Regions from separate parts of the Homo sapiens genome. Here region 1 is linked to region 2. Evidence: chromatin contacts called from ENCODE Hi-C or POLR2A ChIA-PET data. All regions are on one chromosome and are shown on one strand. Each heading gives the region's core, a stretch centred on a gene start or an enhancer-like site at or near the end of the contact. The rest is flanking DNA. Distances are from core to core; before and after follow the strand shown.

What was found. A loop is a pair of places that touch in the nucleus more often than their neighbours do. ChIA-PET counts read pairs that join two places held with the same protein, here RNA polymerase II (POLR2A). Pooled maps may share reads with other maps.
Region 1: a loop to region 2 is called in a map of CD4-positive, alpha-beta memory T cell, with 2.5 times the contacts of the local background. The contact joins two enhancer-like sites. A Hi-C loop is called at or near these places in 2 of 168 maps with a recorded cell type or tissue (CD4-positive, alpha-beta memory T cell and endothelial cell of hepatic sinusoid) and 5 of 50 pooled maps. POLR2A ChIA-PET finds 5 or more read pairs at or near these places in 6 of 52 experiments (CD4-positive, alpha-beta memory T cell, T-cell, activated CD4-positive, alpha-beta T cell and 2 more).

The regions. Positions count from the first base shown.
Region 1 is chr6:161,078,095-161,083,005 of GRCh38, forward strand. MAP3K4 (mitogen-activated protein kinase kinase kinase 4) reads left to right here. Exons shown (of 27, transcript NM_005922.4): 6 at 2,787-2,944. Among named protein-coding and RNA genes, the nearest start is that of AGPAT4-IT1, 81 kb to the right of the region's middle. RefSeq lists an enhancer at 1,404-2,603. Within about 2 kb of position 2,682, at least 5 of the 41 ENCODE cell types and tissues checked have a DNase peak (open chromatin) inside an H3K27ac peak, as active enhancers do.
Region 2 is chr6:161,027,311-161,032,236 of GRCh38, forward strand. The region is part of intron 1 of MAP3K4 (mitogen-activated protein kinase kinase kinase 4); the gene reads left to right. Among named protein-coding and RNA genes, the nearest start is that of MAP3K4-AS1, 37 kb to the left of the region's middle. RefSeq lists an enhancer at 2,102-2,201. Within about 2 kb of position 2,386, at least 2 of the 41 ENCODE cell types and tissues checked have a DNase peak (open chromatin) inside an H3K27ac peak, as active enhancers do.

The DNA of each region.
Region 1 (4,911 bases), core at 1,432-3,931, 51 kb after region 2:
GTAGAGATCATCTGCTGAGAATGGGTGGTGGTGGGTATTGGCAGTTGGAGGAAAATGGGGAAGTTTCAAACTGGTGGCTCTAGACAGAAGGAAAGTGAGCTAAGTAGAGATAGAAATATGACTCCCAGAAATGTTATGTGGCTGGTGATTATGACTAGTCCCCCCAGCTCCTTGAGTGTGGGCAGGGGGAATGGGATGGTTAGGCTTAAGCCAGCTTTGGGGTCTTGACCAACAGGTGAGATGAAAAGACAGTAAGGGGCTGCAGGGTGCAGGCAGCAGCGGGGACGCCAGCATGCTGATAGCAGTGCAGTTGAAAGGATAAGCCCATGGGATCTGAACTGAAGCCAGAGGAAAGCGAACAAAGGAGGGGGTTGTGAGTTGCAGAAAGATGAGCAGTCAGTGGACTGGGTTCCAGACAGGGCTAAAACAAGTTGCAGTGGTAGTGGTTGAACAAATCTCCTGGAAGGAGGAGAGGGGGCTTTATTATCAGGTGTTTGAACTGGTGATTTGGGGGTTGGAGCAGTTCTGGCAATGACAAGATCCAAGGTGGAACCCCATCAAAAGTGGAGAAAGGGCCACTGGAGATGGAGGCAGTCAGGAAGCTGGACTGAAGAAGTGTTCGGTGGGTTTTCCGCATGATGCTAAGCCACGGCAGGGTGGCCGAGCCCGAGATGGAGGAAAGACTGTTAGATGAAGGCCGATTAGAAGTCCATAGGTGACAGTCTGAAGAGGGGGCCAGTGGTGTGGCTGATGACGTAAATCTTAAAGGGGTAGGGTCTTTTGTTTTGCTTTCTAAAGAAGAATATATACAAATTATGGTTTAAAAGGAGCAGTTGGAGCCGGGTGCGGTGGCTCTCGACTGTAATCCCAACACTTTGGGAGGCCGAGGCTGGTGGATCACCTGATGTCAGGAGTTCGAGACCAGCCTGGCCAACATGGCAAAACCCCGTCTCTACTAAAAATACAAAAATCAGCTGGGCATGGTGGTGTACACATGTAGTCCCAGCTACTTAGGAGGCTGAGGCAGGAGAATCACTTGAACCTGGGAGGCAGTGGTTGCAGTAAGCCAAGATCATGCCATTGCACTCCAACCTGGGAAACAGAGCAGGACCCTGTCTCAAGAAAAAAAAAAAAAAAAAAGCAGTGGGAACAGGAGGAAGCTGACTTTGCAGCCTTTGAGTGCATAGAAAGACAGAGAGTTGGCCGGACGCAGTGGTTCACGCCTGTAATCCCAGCACTTTGGGAGGCCAAGGTGGACAGATTGCCTGAGGTCAGGAGTTTGAGACCAGCCTGACCAACATGGAGAAACCCCGTCTCGGCTAAAAATACGAAATTAGCCAGTTGTGGTGGCGCATGCCTGTAATCCCAGCTACTCAGGAGGCTGAGGCAGGAGAATCGCTTGAACCCGGGAGGCAGAGGTTGCGGTGAGCCGAGATCGTGCCATTGCACTCCAGCCTGGGCAGCAAGAGGAAACTCCATCTCAAAAAAAGAAAGAAAAAGAAAAAGACAGATAGTTGCCCCTTGGGGGCCGCAAGGAAGAAGCTGTCCTCAGGAAGGAAAAACACGGAGATGGGGGAGCTCACCAAGAAGTGAAAGGGCGGTTCTGAGCCTCGTGTTGAGGACTGTAGACCCATGAATTGCAGATTCTGCACACACAACTCTAGTCATAACAGACCCAGAACTTCAGAGTCACACCACACACCTGGAGGATGGAGGACTCAGACACAGTGAACGATACAGCAGAAGACAGTTGTCTTGAGATAAAGAATAGACTTCAGATTTGCCTACTGAAAGTTATTACTAGATCTCAGAAAAATATCTTTCCCAACAATGAAGTCTGAGATGTAGCCTGGTGAAAACACTGAAACCTAGGATAGAGAAAGGAATCCTGTAAACATCTGAGTGTGGACACCCGAGTGTAGTCACCTTCAGGATGTGGGAGAGCAGTGGTGGGTGGGCGCTCAGGTTGGCGACAGACTGCTTCACGCTGAGTCACACTCGGGGTTGGAAGGGAGTGGAGTGATGTCTGAAAAGTTCCGAGAGAGAATGTGTGACTCAAATATCTCCTACCCCGTCAAGCTATTCTTTTAAGTAAAGGAGTCCATAGACAGGGTTGTTCTAGAAGGTGGCCATTGCAAACCTGTTGAGAAAAACTGCTTGATAGTTGAACCCTGCTGACCACGGGATAAATCTAAAGGAGGATTTAAGAACGGGAAAGCTGTTGTAATAGGACTTGTGGTGGGCATAAATCCCACTTCAGAACAACTGGATATTTTGGTTTTAGATCATCATTTATATGTTGCAAGCCTTGAAAACATTTTATCACGCAAATCCGGATGTTAGGAAGGGGTGGTGCGAAGAAGGGTGTTGACGTCCTCCTCTCTGCACATAAGGCACCATTTCAAGCTAAAGTAGGTCATTAAGTGAAGATCCTAACCTCTTAAAGGAATAATGTTGACAGTACATTCATAATGAAAAGTTCTGGGTACTGTTCTTTTGATTTTTTCCCCTTTATTGTAGATTGTGAACATTTTTGTTGTTAGGATTTTGAAGGGGTTGTCAATAATATGTTAAATTGCTGGGGAGTTAGTTTTGTGATTTTTTAAAAAATCCTCATTTAGACCTCAGCTAACAGTGGTGAGAACCTTGCTTCTGTCGGTGCTGCGTGCCTGTGACAGCCCCCGGCCCGCCCCCACTTTACCCTGCTGATGTGTAGCTTTCAGGTGAGAGCGCTGAGTTGCCAAGTTCTACTTTCAAATGTCTCCCTTTACTTTTTGTGTTTTAAGGTGTATTTTGATTACATGAGAAGCTGGATCCAAATGCTACAGCAATTACCTCAAGCATCGCATAGTTTAAAAAATCTGTTAGAAGAAGAATGGAATTTCACCAAAGAAATAACTCATTACATACGGGGAGGAGAAGCACAGGCCGGGAAGCTTTTCTGGTAGGAATCCTTGTGCTTCTGAACGCGACGCTCCCACCTTCTCACTCTCACACCATTTACTCACTGATTCTCTCCTATGTGTTTGTATGTTTAGTTACATGAAAATTGCAGTTATCCATATCTCATATGTGCACCCTCTTCCAAGTTTTGAGTGGTGTTTCTCAGTCAGGGGTGATTTTTTCCCCTTGGGGACATTGGGCAGTATCTGGAGACACTTGATGGTCATGACTGGGAAGATGCTCCTGGCAGCGAGTGGGCGGGGGGAGGGAGGCTGCCGCACATTCACGGCACACAGAACAGCCCCACAACAGAATTATCCACTCAGATGTCAGCTTTGAACTTGAGAACTTCTGCCCTAGAATAAACTCTTTTTCCCCCTAATAAAAGGAAGGAGATTGTAAGTCCTTCAAGAGTAGAATATACCCGCGTATATCAGTCTTGGTGGGGACATGCAGAACTTAAGAAGTATTTTAAGCATTTTTACTGCCACTGTTTGGGGAATGTAGTGCTCATCACAGACTCTCTTTATGAATTGGGTGTATATAGGGTGAAGGAATAGAAGTGTAAACAAGGGGGAATCATGAAGAGAGCAGTGCAGAGTCGCAGGGCTGGTCTGTCAGTTCTAGGAAATGAACATCTTGCATGCAAGCTTGGGATCGCTGGGCACAGGCCGCGTCTCCGTGGTCTTTGCTGGTGGCCACTGCACCTCGGACTTGCTTTGGCTCAGATGAGGATCAGTGTCCTTCTGTGCTTTAGATTCTGCTGCTGTCTTTTGGCACCACCTTCTCCCACTTGTCTCATCAGGCATTTTATTTTTTCTGTATCCCTTTTATAAAGTCTCATTCATAAGAGCATGCCTATTCTAGTCCTAGACCCCATTGCATTTTGTCTCTTGTATTAGAGCAGCAGCTTCTGCTGCCTACCCTGTCTCCTGGTCCCGTCAGCGTGACTTCTGCAGGACTCTAGCTTTAGCTTTGTTCTTGACTCTGCCGATTTCTCCTATGTTCAGTCTCGGAATCTCGTATCCACTTCTCTGTTCTAATGGCCAGTTCTTTTTACATCCTCTCTCTTTATTTGGAGTGGACAGTGAACTTGCTCTCCTCTCATAACTCCATCCGTCAGGCTGTGATCCCCAGGCTGTCTTTGCTTGTCTGTTCAGCTTGGTGCCCATAGTCAGCCTTTTTAAAAAAGGCATTCATTGTCATTTGCAACATGTCTCCCCCCTTACTTTTCCATGATTCTGCTTTGCCTAATTCCTTCTGTTTGCATTTTCTGTTTCCAACCTGTCAAGCTTTGTTGAAGAAATGTTTTTAAAGGTTACTCTTTAGTTTCACTACAAATTCATGTTGTTTAGTGTCACTGTACCCTCACTTCCTCTTGTCAGTCTTTGTGTTTCTATCTTTTGCTTGTCCTTCAAATTCCCTAGAGTGCAGTCTCTGGCCTTTGCTTTCATGATCCTCGCCCTGAGAAGCTCCAGGGCTTTTTCATTCCCCCTTCTTGTGAACAGTCCACTTTTATTCTAGTTCTGGACTCCACTGCATTTTATCTGTTGTATTAGAGCAGCAGCTCCGGCTTCAAACACTGTTTCTCCCAGGGTCAGTCGGTGTTGGAATCAGCGCTGACTCCTTTGTTTCCTGCACACACTACCTCGACTCTTTTTGGGTGCCCTTTGAGGGTATATCCAGAATCTGACCTCTGCCTCTCAAGCACTCCACACTTCCACTCTTCCCAGGTTGTCATTTCTCACGTATGTTATTGCAGTAGCTCTCTAAACAGTCTCCCTACTTCTGCCTGAAGCCTCCTAGAGTTTATTCTCAACACCACAGCCTGAATGGTCTGGTTAAAGTGTATGTCAGACCATTGTCTTCTCTCAATTTCCCAGTGGCTCCCCATCTTACTCAGGAAACGTAAGACTGCCTAACAATGGCCCGCAAGGCCTGACATGGTCCTATTTCTCATTACGTCTT
Region 2 (4,926 bases), core at 1,136-3,635:
TGATTGTGTAACTCAGTAGACTATTATACAAATCTATGAAATGTGAGTGTGAAAGAGAATTGTAGCTTCTACATAAATTAACTTGGAATGCTTTGCAAAGTGTCAGTATAGGTGAGTAACATTAAAAAAAAATTGCCTTCAAATTAGGTGTAAGAGAGAACTGTGAAAGCTTAGGAAGAAAAATCATGAACATCCAGAAAAATCGCTCTACAAAAGTCTTTAAATTCTTGTTCTATTTTAGAGAAATAGAGTGGAGATTGTAGATGATGCATTGTGCAACATCTGATAAGCCAGAGAGTTGACTCGGAACTTCCATCAGTGGACCCGCACTAAAAGACAAGGCTGTAGCCCTCATTAAAGTAGTGGTTGATTAAAACCCACTCATGGGTTTAAAGCAAAAATAAAATGTAAGGTTTGTATGTGTGGCAGTTACATATTACAGTTTAACAAACCATACCAATGTTTAACAGCTTAAAATAAAAACCATTTATTAGCTGTCATGGTATTGAGTGGTTTTTCTGCTACTTACGGTGTTGGCTGCAGAGCAGGGACAAATGGAGATCCAAAATAGCCTCACTCATAGGGTTAGCAAGTTAAGTTGGTGCTGGCTGTCAGCTGGGAGCTCCCCAAGTTTGGGCTAGCTAGCTTCTCCTTCATGCACTTCTCCACCTAAGTTGGGCTCCTTACCTGGTGGCTAGCTTTCCCAGCAGTACACAGGTGGCCTTCTTAAGGTTTAGGCCCGGGACTGGTCCAGTGTCATTTTTGCTACATTGCTTGGGTTAAAGCAGTCACAAAGTCATTCCACATTCAAGCGTAGATATGCAGGTTTGTGACCATGAGGAGGCCGGTTTCATCAGGGACCCCCAAAGTAACAGCTGCCACAGTATATTTTTTTTGTCTGCATGTTTCATTGTTAATGTTTTTGTATGTATGTTTAATTAACTGTCCAAGCACAAGTTCCAGTGGCATTGGATAAGACTTCTAAATTAAAGTGTTTACAAGAAAACAATAATTTGATTAAAACTTGTATTCTTACTAGTAAGTGTGGGGGCGTAGGGATTTCATTATTGGCAAAAATCAACAATCCTTCATTCTTGTAGCCTTTAAAAAATATATTTTAAAAATAGTGAAATGTTATTGTATTTTAAAAGGATTTGGATAATGATTAAATCCAAAGTATAGAAGATAAACTTACTTGATTTGTTTATTCAATCAGCAAGTAGTTTTGAACACATAATCTGCACCAGCCACTGTTCTAGACACCGGAGAAGCAGTGGTAAGGATGACAGGCTCCTGCTCTTCAGTAATTGTTGGGGAGATAGCTTCTTATTCATTTCCATAGGAAATCTTTTTTTTTTTAAATCTACATTTGTTTTAAAAAGATGAATTTTCATTAAAAAACAAGTCTAAATGTCTATCTTGAAAAATAAGCAAGATTAGTTAGGTTTGTAAAGACCCTATGCTCTGAAACAGTGCAAAAGTTAGATAGTACATGTTGGATAAGCTCGAGGTTTGACCGTTCACCTGGAGGTGAGCTGATAAATGTTCAGCTGTAGATTGATGATAAAGATAACTAACATTGATAAATTGACTCGTGTAATATGGATAACTTATTAATAAATTGGCTCTTGTAGTATGAACCAAACATACAACCTCAAACTGAGCTTAGCTCCCTTTGATTAATACTTCAGGCCAAGCAAGCTATACACATTGTTTAAAGAAAAAGGAAACCTAGAAAATCTATCCCTTCTGCCTATGTCCCTCCTCTCTTTCCCCCAATAGCAGAAATCTCCCTAATACTTATTACCTAATAGAGAATAGGTGGAGGTGGATGAGAGAACTTCATACAGATGAATATTATACTTCACAAGTGGTTAAAATATCCATTTATTTCGAAGGATGTCGCTAAATGAAGTGTTTTGGGTTTTTTTGGCGGGGGTGGTGTTGGGGGGCAGGGGTGGCTTTTGCAGAACCACAGATGTTTTCAGACTCATCTAATCCGACTTCATCATTTTACAGATAGCTATTTCAGGCACCATTGTGGTTTACCTAATATGTCAGAGCAGAACTATTTAACCCTAAGTAACTTGAATTTTTGTTTTGTTTTCTTTTCACACATTTTTCCTCTAAAACCTACACCAAACTCCCTTGGGTTGAGTTCAAGACATACTTTGCCTAGACCAGACTGTAGTGTAATAATAGTACTTTAGCAGGGTTTTATGGTAAAAGAGTGAAATGTTTTACGTGACTGTCAGAAGTTTAGTACCAGAAAGACATTTCACATTTGCATGTTATTAAACACAAGTAAGACAAATGTTTCAGGGCAGCTGATGTAGACCTTGTACTACTTTGCTCATCCCAAATCATTGGTATACATGTAAACATTCTGAACTGGTCGGCTGACCACATTAGCTCATCTCACATGAACGATTACAAAATGAGGTTTTGGATGCTTACGGTTAGTTAATTGAAATGATGCAAGTTCTTTTGAACTTACCACTAGTATTTTTCTGGATTTTGTGTATAAGTGTTTTGTTTGTTTGTTTGTTTGTTTTAAAGAAAAAAGAATAAAACTTTGCTTGATTTCTTTCCCTCCTATTAATATGTTACTTCTAAGCTAAGGCCCTCAAACTAAGTTTTCTCTGGCTGCTTTTAATATTCTTCTCTTCGTCATTGGTTTTCAGCAATTTGGTTATGATGTACATAACAACAGACTGGGAGTTTTCTTTATAGTTCTTTAGCTCAGAGTTTGTTGGATCTGCGAGCTTATGGTTTTCTCCAGATTTGAAAAATTTTCAGCCCTTCTTCAGAGATTTGTTTCTGTGCCTCCCTTCTCTAGTTTTGGACTCCAGTAACACATGGTTAAACTGCTTGATACTGTCACACAGGGCACTGGTACCCTGTTTTTTTATTTCTCCCAATCTTTTTCTCTCTGATTCATTTTCAATAGTTTCTGTTGCTGTGTCTTCAAGTTCACTGATGTTTTTCTGCTGTGTCTGGTCTGCTGTTAAACCCATATTTCAGATATATTTTTTATCATTATAATGTCTACTTGAGTCATTTCTGGTCTGTTTCTTTGGGTTTTTCTCCTGGTTTGGATCATATATTTTTTTCTTTGGTATTTTTGTTTGTTTGTTTGTTTGTTTGATTGAGACAGGGTCTTGCTTTGTCACCCAGGCTGGAGTGCAGTGGTGCCAGCTCAAGTGATCCTCTCGCCTCCGTCTCCTTGAGTAGCTGGGACCACAGGTGCATGCCACCACACCTGGTTAATTTTTTGTATTTTTTGTAGAGATGGGGTTTTGCCATGTTGTCCAGGCTGGTCTCAAACTCCTGAGCACAAGCAATTTGCCCACCTCAGCCTCCCCAGGTGCTGGGATTACAGACATGAGCCATTGCACTTGGCTGGTAATTTTTTGATAGGATGGAAAACGTTGTGAATGTTATTTATTAGGTGCTAGACTCTTTTTAAAAGAAAGTTTCTTTAAATACTGTTGGATTTTGTTCTGACATGTAGGTGTTACTAAGTTGCTTGGATGGAATGTAAACCAGTATCTTTTCCAACAAGTGAGAATACCATGTTGACTGCATTAAGTAAATCCTAAGAAAATATTAAATTCATTTTAATTACGAATTATAAGTATAGTGGCTGGTAGTACCATATGACATTTTCCTAACTCGTTTTCTGTGATGCTTAATGGGTAAGGAAGGATAAAATATACTGTGTTTTGTCTTATTTTAATATTTTGTTTATGACAGTATTCATCTTCGTTTCAGTGTGATTTTTAAATGTTTACTGCTAGAATAATTAGATAATTTAGAAATACTTTGAAGTCAGTAGTTGTTCATTGTGTCTATGTGAATGTATAAGGATAAGACAGATGACTTTTGGTTTTGTAATAAATGCAGATCGGAAAACAAGGGACTGTTAGCTTCTATAGAATTATTACAAGGATTTATTCTTGTACTTTTATTTGACAGTACAGCCACATTAATTTTTCCATGTGTAGAGAAATAATTTGTCTACAGTTGGAGGTTAGCACAACACAAATATTCTTCTGGGTCCCCAATGTAAAGTCTTCATAAAAGTTAGCCTTTTTATTATATGTACTTTCTTAGACCCTCTTTATCTGCTAAAGCACAGGACTCAATTCCCATGGCATGTAGATCCCACAAAGGTACTTCTTTATTTATTTTTAAAAAATCAGCTGTGCTTGTCTTTTTAGATCGTGACGCTCCTCAGGTCGGGGGGCTTGATATTTGGATCACTGAGGTTTGATATTATCAGTCCCTCCTCACAACAATTCTCCTCCACTTTCACTCTGCATTGCATTAATTCATCATCCACACAGTACTGCTAGATACTAGCAAAACAGACCATTTTATATTTTTCGTAGCCCTTTGTTTCCATTACTTTAATTTTAAAAACACCTTTACAACTGAATTTCCTGAAATGGTTAGAATGTAGACCTTTAAAATTCCAGATTATTAGTCTTAATAGTCTTAGAAAGATTCAATAATGGATGCTTCACCCACCAGGACGGCTGAGACATGGCCTTAGCTTCTGAGTTCACATTCCTCCTCACCACAAAGGATGTGTTTTGAAAGAGATTTTGTTTGCTATTTCGTATCTGACTTCATTTTTCTAATTATCCTGTTATTCACTGCTGTCTGGCTTTGATGTATTTAACTGACTAAACATTTATGCTATAGTTTCCTGGCAGTTACCATTCTTATGTGTTAAGTGCATTATTATGAAAAGCACTGAATGAGAGCCCTATGCTGGACAGTCCTGGAGATTCAAAAGTAATAAAATATAGTCTTTTCTTAGTGTTTCCTTTAAGTATATTAAGTGTGGAAATTAAATGAAAACAGAAACCTTATAATATTGAGTTCGAAAGAATTCAGCAGATGTTTCAGATGTTAAAA